Regions from separate parts of the Homo sapiens genome. Here region 2 is linked to region 1. Evidence: read pairs that join two places in POLR2A ChIA-PET (ENCODE). Cell type or tissue: PC-9. All regions are shown on one strand. Links, peaks and the distances in the headings refer to the core of each region. The heading gives the core; the rest is flanking DNA.

The links. ChIA-PET counts read pairs that join two places held together with the same protein. Peaks named below come from ENCODE experiments on the same cell type or tissue, not always from the same donor. Only the 100,000 strongest peaks of a DNase experiment are listed, where the experiment ranks them.
Region 2: POLR2A ChIA-PET joins it to region 1 with 5 read pairs; 6 of 35 experiments call an interaction of 5 or more read pairs at or near these places.

What each region holds. Positions count from the first base shown.
Region 1 is chr1:39,002,249-39,006,642 of GRCh38, reverse strand. It overlaps AKIRIN1 (akirin 1), which reads right to left. Exons shown (of 5, transcript NM_024595.3): 4 at 3,225-3,296; 5 at 584-2,598. The coding sequence ends at 2,588. Among named protein-coding and RNA genes, the nearest start is that of AKIRIN1, 13 kb to the right of the region's middle. RefSeq lists an enhancer at 4,392-4,394. In PC-9, for the core only: no CTCF peak of the experiment used is centred there; no DNase peak of the experiment used is centred there; H3K27ac peaks cover 583 bases.
Region 2 is chr1:39,092,456-39,096,849 of GRCh38, reverse strand. It overlaps a transcript of MACF1 not described here. Among named protein-coding and RNA genes, the nearest start is that of NDUFS5, 68 kb to the right of the region's middle. In PC-9, for the core only: a CTCF peak has its summit at 4,085; a DNase peak (open chromatin) is centred at 1,969.

The DNA.
Region 1 (4,394 bases), core at 113-4,112:
TACCTGGGAGTGCCCTTAAATTCAAGCTCTGGAAATCAAGGTCTAGGGAAAAATTCATTCACCAGTCTGAGACCTACCTTCCAGGTCCCCATTTTCTGTCCCAGTTGTCTTTTCTCTAGATTATAAACACTAAACAAACATGTGTGGTCTCTTTAGAGGGGATCCCAAAACCCAGCCCTGGTGGTTTGGTCTTACCTTGTGGCCTCAGAGGGCTACCTTATCATTATATGATAGCCTAACAACAATGTGGTATAGTGGGGCGGGTGGTGAGCAGGTGTCATTTTCCTTAGAGAAACCTACTCTACTTCCCAGCCAGGAGCCACTTAGTTGGAATGGGGACTGACACTTTATAGTTAAGTGAGCACATCACACTGATCTCTAAAACAAGACTTCAGTGGGGCAGCATTCCCCATTACCAGTCCAGCCTCCACAGCTTCTGATGGCTCCCACAGCTGCCCTTTCTTTATTTTGGTGTGACTAGCCCACTGCAGAGCCATTCCCATTACAGCCACTGCTATGTTCCTCTTTTAGGAACAAGTGACTACCCTGAAAAAAGAAGAGATGAAACAAATCACCCTTCAAATACAAAGTAAAATCATTCTTTAATTATTAAAAAAAAATCACTGTTGGGCTTTTTTTTTTAAAGGTCCATAAATTTTCAATGCAATGTTGAACTGGGGAAATGGTTATAGCAGCTCTCACATAAGTTATTTGAATTAATAAACATTATCACAGTATTAAGAAGGCAAGGTAAACAAATAGCTTAAGTATTTTATTTGTTTGCAACTAAGCTTGTTAACACTATATAATGAAAATGTACAAAGAATAATGTTGCAGTTTTTGGTTAGATTTAAGTCAAAGACATTCATTAATAAGGAATCTTCGAATGTGAATATTCCAGAAATTTCTCTAAGCCATCTGATCACAACAACTGTCTCTGAATATTACCTTACTTTGGAAGGTATTGGCATACATTTGAATTAAACTCAGAATTTTTCAAAATAAGCCCTAATTAAAAAAACTATTCTATATTCAAAGTAAAACAATATTAATAGAACTTTCCTTTCCAGAAACAATGAAGGAAACAAGGCATTTTGTAAAATGTGGTCCTGAACAAGTCACAGTAAAAAATAAATGTATACTTAACTTCCACCTCCTCAAAACAGAGGCTACTTTCTGTTCCTCAGCCTTGGAAACAAGGTGAAGAACAGCCTATATGCGACTTCGGGCAGGGGGTTGCCAAAACAAAGCTGAAGCAGTTGACCATGGACACCTCAAAAGAATTTGGGAGAACCCGACCAAAGGATCCAAATTCTATGTTTTTTTTTTTTTTTTGAGACGAAGTCTCGTTTTGTTGCCCAGGCTGGAGTGCAGTGGCATGATCTGTGCTCACTGCAACCGCCACCTCCAGGGTTCAAGTGATTCTCCTGCCTCAGCCTCCCAAGCAGCTGGGATTACAGACGCCTGCCACCACGCCCGGCTAACTTTGTTGTATTTTTAGTAGAGATGGGGTTTCACCATATTGGCCAGGGTGGTCTCGAACTCCTGACCTCAAGTGATCCGCATGCCTCGGACTCCCAAAGTGCTGGGATTACAGGCGTGAGCCACTGCGCCCAGCCCAAATTATATTTTTTAATAACTAATACAAAGGTGAAGTGGCTCCTCCCAAGTAGCAGTGCTGCCGGGGCCTGGCCCAGGCCTAGCCCTGGGCTCACCTCTCATGCTCCCAAGCCAACCCTGATGCTCCTGGCTCCAGGGTAGACCTTTTCCCTTTAGAGGTTCAGTGTCCAGGGAGCTCTATGATAATTGTGTGAATGAGGTGAGCGCTGACTCCATGTGAGTATTTTAAGGCTTGGAGTCAAAGAATTAACCTAACATGCCCAGGCAGAGTCCATGTGTCAATGGCCCGTCTCCAGTTTGTTCTAATTTCTCACCACGTGTCTGTAGATATAGGACCGCAGACCTTCGCTTTATCATCATAATCACATCTAATGTCCATCCTAACTTACGATTCATATTCTGTGCCTGGAAACAGTCCCTGTATTTAACAATACCTACACATAAAAACAATCCACTGTTACAACTTGTATGGTCACAAAACATTAATGATCTTCTTTAGACCAAGCAAATGTTTTTTTACCATAATTGTCGTGCACCAAATTCACAGCCAGAATCCCCAAGATCAAAAAAAAATTTTTGCACAATACAAATAATAACTTAAAATACACATACACACATATACACACACTCTCACACGCACTTCTTACAGAACTGTGCTTGGGGAAACTCCATTTGTTGAATGCCACTGAAGGCATATTTTGCTAAACTGCTGCTCCAGGTATTTTTGTTTGGAAAATCTATCACAGTAGGGCACAGCTGTTTATTGGATGAGCAGAAAAGAAAGATATGCTTGTGGCAACCAGAAAGTTTTACGGTCTTTCAAGTTGTATAAAATGGACCTGCAGAAACGTTTAAGTGTTCTCAGGATGCAAAGTTGGAGCTGAAATGTGACATCAAACCAGTTGCAAAAAGTGTACAGCAGCCATCTCTTGAGGTCAAACCTGGTACCCAGATATGTGACAAAGCTTCATGACACATCTGTAAATTAAGAATAAAAAACAAAAAGGGTAAGAATACTAAAAACTGTAGTGTCATGCTTTAAAAATTTTCACTAACAGTAAATGTGAGAAATAGCATGAACGATGACTCACCACTTAAAAGATACTAAAGATCAAGAATTTAAGGAACCTGACTGAAATTCAGTTAGATATACAACTGTTAATATTTTATGCTTTGAATATCTGGTAGTTGCAAATTATTTAGAATAAGAAATCCTGACCACACTTGATAAACTAACTTAAGGAATCAACTTTCATAAATTAACAACTGAAACTATCTTTCTGGAGAAAAGACAGGTAACAAATTGGTGCTCAAGTCAGACTACCTAGATTTTAATCCTAGCTGAACCACTAGCTGTATAAGCTTGGGCAAATTATTTAACCTCTTTAAATGCTATCTTTACCAGTAAAATGGAGCTAATAATAGTACTCCCTCATAGGGTCACTGTGAGGCTTATATAAGCTTTGGTGTGGATTTAATACTCTTAGCATAGTGCTGGGCACATTTTACTTCACAGGGACTTTTTACTCTGAGGAGAGAAGTTTCAGTGTAGAAATTTTGCTCTTGAAACTTAGAAAATTCAAAGAAAATGTGGCAATACTTACAGCTTGTTGGCCTTGTCCCATACCGTCGCATAATCTGATCATGTGTGAATTTCACAAAAGATTCATATTGTTCTGTGAGAAGACAGTACATACTTATCCTCAGCAACTCTCCCTCAATTTTTAAGAATCAAGCGTCAGGATCACAAATAGCTTCCCAGTTTGAATTCTTCACCCTCTCAGGCCCTCTTTATAAAGGTCCTTGTATTAAAGTCCAGTGACCTTATATAAAGGTCACTGAGATCTGTTCCTCTTAGAACCCAGAGCCAAATCCTTGGCTTCTAGAATGGGTCACTGATGGTATATAATGGTATTTTCCTGATAACCTCTCCCCCGTGACATAACTCTATCTCCTATTAATAGCTCACTACCATAGCCAGGAAATTTCAGCCCATCTCCCATGGGACATGAATCTTTGAAACTCTTTCCTTGTTATAAATTTCAACACACATTGAGTGAAAAACATGAGTGGAAGAAGTGTGGGATGGCTAGAAAGCTAAGTGAAAATCTATACCATCTAACTGCAAACAGTTCCACAGAAGTACCACCTTTTAAGGGGAAACTGAGTAGAAAGGAAGAAGGTAGCCTGACATCTGTGAACAAAGAAGTGACTCAGAACCAGCTGACTGAAACAGTATTATGGTGGGAGTGGGAGAGGGAATGATATATTAGAGCTTCTTCTTTTTTTTTTTGAGATGGAGTCTCACTCTGTCACCCAGGCTGGAGTGCAGTGGCGCAACCTTGGCTCACTGCAACCTCTGCCTCCCCGATTCACGCCATTCTCCTGCCTCAGCCTCCCGAGTAGCTGGGACTACAGGTGCTCACCACCATGCCCGGCTAATTTTTTGTATTTTTAGTAGAGACGGGGTTTCACCGTGTTAGCCAGCATGGTCTCGATCTCCTGACCTTGTAATCTGCCCGCCTCGGCCTCCCAAAGTGCTGGGATTACAGGCGTGAGCCACTGCGCCCGGCCTAGACCTTCTTCTTATAATACATATTAAAGGATCAAAGTAGTTCTACTATAAAGGAACTCATTTAACTTTGCTTAACCCAACAGCTCCCAATGTAAAACAGATCTATTAATATTCTGAGGAACCACGTTGTATGGGTCACCAGACTAGGAAACAATAGTGTTACAGGAAAAAGTTGTGCTTCTTCACTCTCTGATGATTA
Region 2 (4,394 bases), core at 234-4,233, 90 kb before region 1:
GTAGGTCAGGTGGCAGTGGTTCCAGTCCTCAGACATGGACTCTGAAGCAGATAAACTGGTATATTTACTACTAGAGGAAAGGTAGTATAATATAATGGTTAAAAAGTGAGGGAAGTAAAGGAGTTTGAAGTTGCAGTGAGCTACAATTGTGCCACTGCACTGCAGCCTGGGCAACAGAGCAAAACTCTGTCTCAAAAACAAAAACGGAGGAAGGTAGAAGTATGTGATTACGGGAACTTTCTGATTTTTTTTTTTTTTTTTGAGATAGAGTCTTGCTCTGTCACCAAGGCTGGAGTGCAGTGGCGCAGTCTCGACTCACTACGACCTCTGCCTCCCGGTTCAAGTGATTCTCCTGCCTCAGCCCTCCGAGTAGCTAGGATTACAGGCATGAGCCACTGCACCCAGCTACCGGAACTTTCTTATACATAACTGGGGAGGGAGAAGTGGGGTTGCAATATATGGGTTTTTTCGTTCACAGTTCCTGGCTCATAACTTCTATAGCCCTTGTCATAGTTTTCTGCTATAATGTTGAGGCACTGTAGACCTCAGAAGCAAGTCAAGTCTTAGAAAACAGAATCTTTCTGCCCTCCTGCCCTCCTTTCACCTGTTTCTTTTTCCTCCCAAAGCAAGACTCAATCTTTCCTGCAATTTTTTTTTTTTTTTTTTGAGACAGGGTCTCACTGTGTCACCCAGGCTGGATGATGATGATCACAGCTGCAGTGGTGCGATCATGGGTCACTGCAGCCTCCATCTCCCTGGCTCAAATGATCCTCCCACCTCAGCCTCCTGAGTGGTTGGGTCCACAGGTATGTGCCACTACGCCTGGATTATTTTTTGATTTTCTCTAGAGACAAGGTCTCACTATGTTGCCCAGGCAGGTCTTGATATCCCAGACTCAAGTGATTCTCCTGCCTTGGCCTCCCAAAGTGTTGGGATTACAGGCATGAGCCATTGCACCCAGCCATTTTTTTTTTTGAGACAGCCATCTCACTCTGTTGCCTACGCTGGAGTGTAGTAGTACAATCATAGCTCACTGCAGCCATGACCTCCTGGGCTCAAGGGATCCTCCTTTCTCAGCCCCCAAGTAGCTAGGACTACAGGCATGCACCACCACACCTAATTTTTTTTTTTGTGGAGATGGTGGTCTCACTATGTTGCTCAGGCTGGTCTTGAACTTCTGGTGTCAAGTGATCCACCTTCCTCGGCCTCCCAAAGTGCTGGGATTATATGTGTGAGCCACCACTCTCAGCCTTCCCCAACATTTCTTTTTTTTTTTTTTTTTTTTTTTGAGACAGAGTCTCACTCTGTCACCAGGCTGGAGTGCAGTGGCGCGATCTCAGCTCACTGCAACCTCCTCCTCCTGGGTTCAAATGATTCTCCTGCCTCAGCCTACTGAGTAGCTGGGACTACAGGCGCGCACCACCATGCCTAGCTAATTTTTTTGTATTTTTAATAGAGACAGGGTTTCACCATGTTGGCCAGGATGGTCTCGATCTGTTGACCTCATGATCCGCCCGCCTCGGCCTCCCAAAGTGCTGGGATTACAGGCGTGAGCCACCGCACCCAGCCGCCTTCCCCCACATTTCTGACTATAATCATGAGACCCCTATTTCAGGAGTCTTGCCCCATACCCTGGGGGAAGGAATACTACATAGAAAATTCAAGCAGAATCTGAACAGCCAGGCTTTGCTGGGTTTCCACACTGTTAGTGTTAGACATACCCTTTTTGCCCAATCACATTTCTGCATGGTTGTCAATCATGCCTACCCAAGGAAGTCTCCATGAAAGGCCTAAGATTCAGGGAGCTTCCAGGATAACAACTCGTGAAGATTCCTGAAGGGTGGCATACAAGGGAGGGCATGGAAGCACCACATTCCTTCTTCCATACCTCGCCCTTGCCCTCTGCATCTCTTCACCTGTATCCTCTGTGTGTTTTGTGGTTTTTGTTTTGTTTGTTTTGAGATCCGGTCTCACTCTGTAGCCCAGGGTAGAGTGCAGTACACAATCTCAGCTCCCTGCAGCCTTGACCTCCCGGGCTCAAGCAATCCTCCCACCTCAGCATCCTGAGTAGCTGGTATTACAGGCGCATACCACCACGCCTGGCTAATTTCTTTTTTTCTTTTTTTTTTTTGAGACAGAGTTTCGCTCTGGTTGCCCAGACTGGAGTGCAATGGCGCGATCTCAGCTCACCGCAACTTCCGCCTCCCAGGTTCAAGCAATTCTCCTGCCTCAGCCTCCCGAGTAGCTGGGATTACAGGCATGCACCACCACGCCCGGCTAATTTTGTATTTTTAGTAGAGACAGGGTTTCTCCGTGTTGAGGCTGGTATCGAACTCCTGACCTCAGGTGATCTGCCCGCCTGGGCCTCCCAAAGTGCTGGGATTACAGGCGTGAGCCACCATGCGCGGCCCGATTTCTTTCTTTTTTCTTTTCTTTTTTTTTTTTTGGAGACAAAATTTCACTCTTGTTGCCCAGGCTGAAGTGCAATGGCGTGAGCTCAGTTCACCACAACCTCCACCTCCCGCGTTCAAGCGATTCTCCTGCCTGGCTAATTTTGCTTTATTTTTTGTGGAGACGGGGTCTCACTATATTATCCAGGCTGGTCTCGAACTCCTGGCTTCAAGCGAGCCTCCCACCTTGGCCTCTCAAAATGCTGGGATTACAGGTATGAGTCACTGCACCCAGCCAGCACCCCATTATAGCCAGTCAGTCAGAAGCACAGGTAAAAAAAATCTGAGTCTTGTGATTGGCATTAGAAGTGGAGTGGGGTGGGGCTGGGCACCGTGGCTCACGCCTGTAATCCCAGCACTTTGGGAGGCCGAGGCGGTGGATCACCTGAGGTCAGGAGTTCGAGACCAGCCTGGCCAACGCGGTGAAACCCCATTTCTACTACAAATACAAAAATTAGCCAGGTGTGGTGGCGCACGCCTGTAATCCCAGCTACTCAGGAGGCTGAGACAGGAGAACCCGGGAGGCAGAGGTTGCAGTGAGCCAAGTTCACACCACTGCACTCCAGCCTAGGCAAAAGCGCAAGACTCCGTCTCAAAAAAAAGAAAAGAATCCCTTGGCCGGGCGTGATGGCTCACACCTGTAATCCCAGCACTTTGGGAGGCCAAGGTGGGCAGATCACAAGGTCAAGAGATTAAGACCATCCTGGCCAACATGATGAAACCCCGTGTCTACTAAAAATACAAAAATTAGCTGGGTGTGATGGCGTGTGCGTGTAGTCCCAGCTACTCGGGAGGCTGAAGCAGGAGAATCACTTGAACCCGGCAGGCAGAAGTTGCAGTGAGCCGAGATCGCACCACTGCACTCCAGCCTGGTGACAGGGCAAGACTCCGTCTCAAAAAAAAAAAAAAAAAAAAAATTAGCCAGGCGTGGTGGCGCGCACATGTTATTCCAGCTACTCAGAAGGCTGAGGCAGGAGAATCCCTTGAACCCAGGAGGCGGTGGTTGCAATGAGCAGAGATTGAGCCATTGCACTCCAGCCTGGGCAACAAGAGCAAGACATCATCTCAAAAAAAAAAAAAAAAAAAAAAAAAAAGAAGTGGAGTAGGGGAATGTCTTGGGGACTGAACCCTCAAACTGTGAGATCTGATGCTATTTCCAGGTAGACAGTGTTGTAATTGAACTGGAGGACACCCCGCTGGTGTCCACTGCAGAACTATTGTTTAACTTGCTGGCGGGGAGAAGTCCCCACATATCTTGGCGTCACAGAAGTCTTCTTGTGTTGATTGTTGAGTAAGAGAATGGAAAAACAGGAACTTGCCAGGCGCGGTGGCTCACACCTGTAATCCCAGCACTTTCGGAGGCCCAGGCGGGTGGATCATGAGGTCAGGAGTTCAAGGCCAGCCTGGCCAAGATGGTGAAACCCCGTCTCTACTAAAAAATACAAAAAAATTAGCTGGGCATGGTGTCAGGCACCTGTAATCCCAGTTACTCGGGGGGCTGAGGCAGAGAATTGCTTGAACCCGGGAGGCGGAGGTTGCAGTGAGCTGAGATGGCACCACAGCACTCTAGCCTGGGCAACAGAGAGAGACTCCATCTCAAAAAAAAAAGAAAGAAAAGAAAAAAGAAAAAACAGGAACTGTGTTTTTTCCACTGACAGCGGTGTATGAATGAAATAAAATTGGCCATGAATTAATTGATCATTCTTGTTTCTGGGTGATGGGGGTTCACTGTACTATTCTCACTACTTTACTATGTTTGAAATATCCTGAAAAGTGCCAGGGCTTTGGAGTTAGGCTGACCAGAAACTCAGCACTTGAATAACTGCAAAGGGCATATTGTACATGTTGAGGGCCAGGGGGCGCCATGCACATTAAGTAATGCTGAATCCCAGCTCCATTATTTGCTCAGTGTATAACCTCAGACAAGTTACTTAACATTTCTGT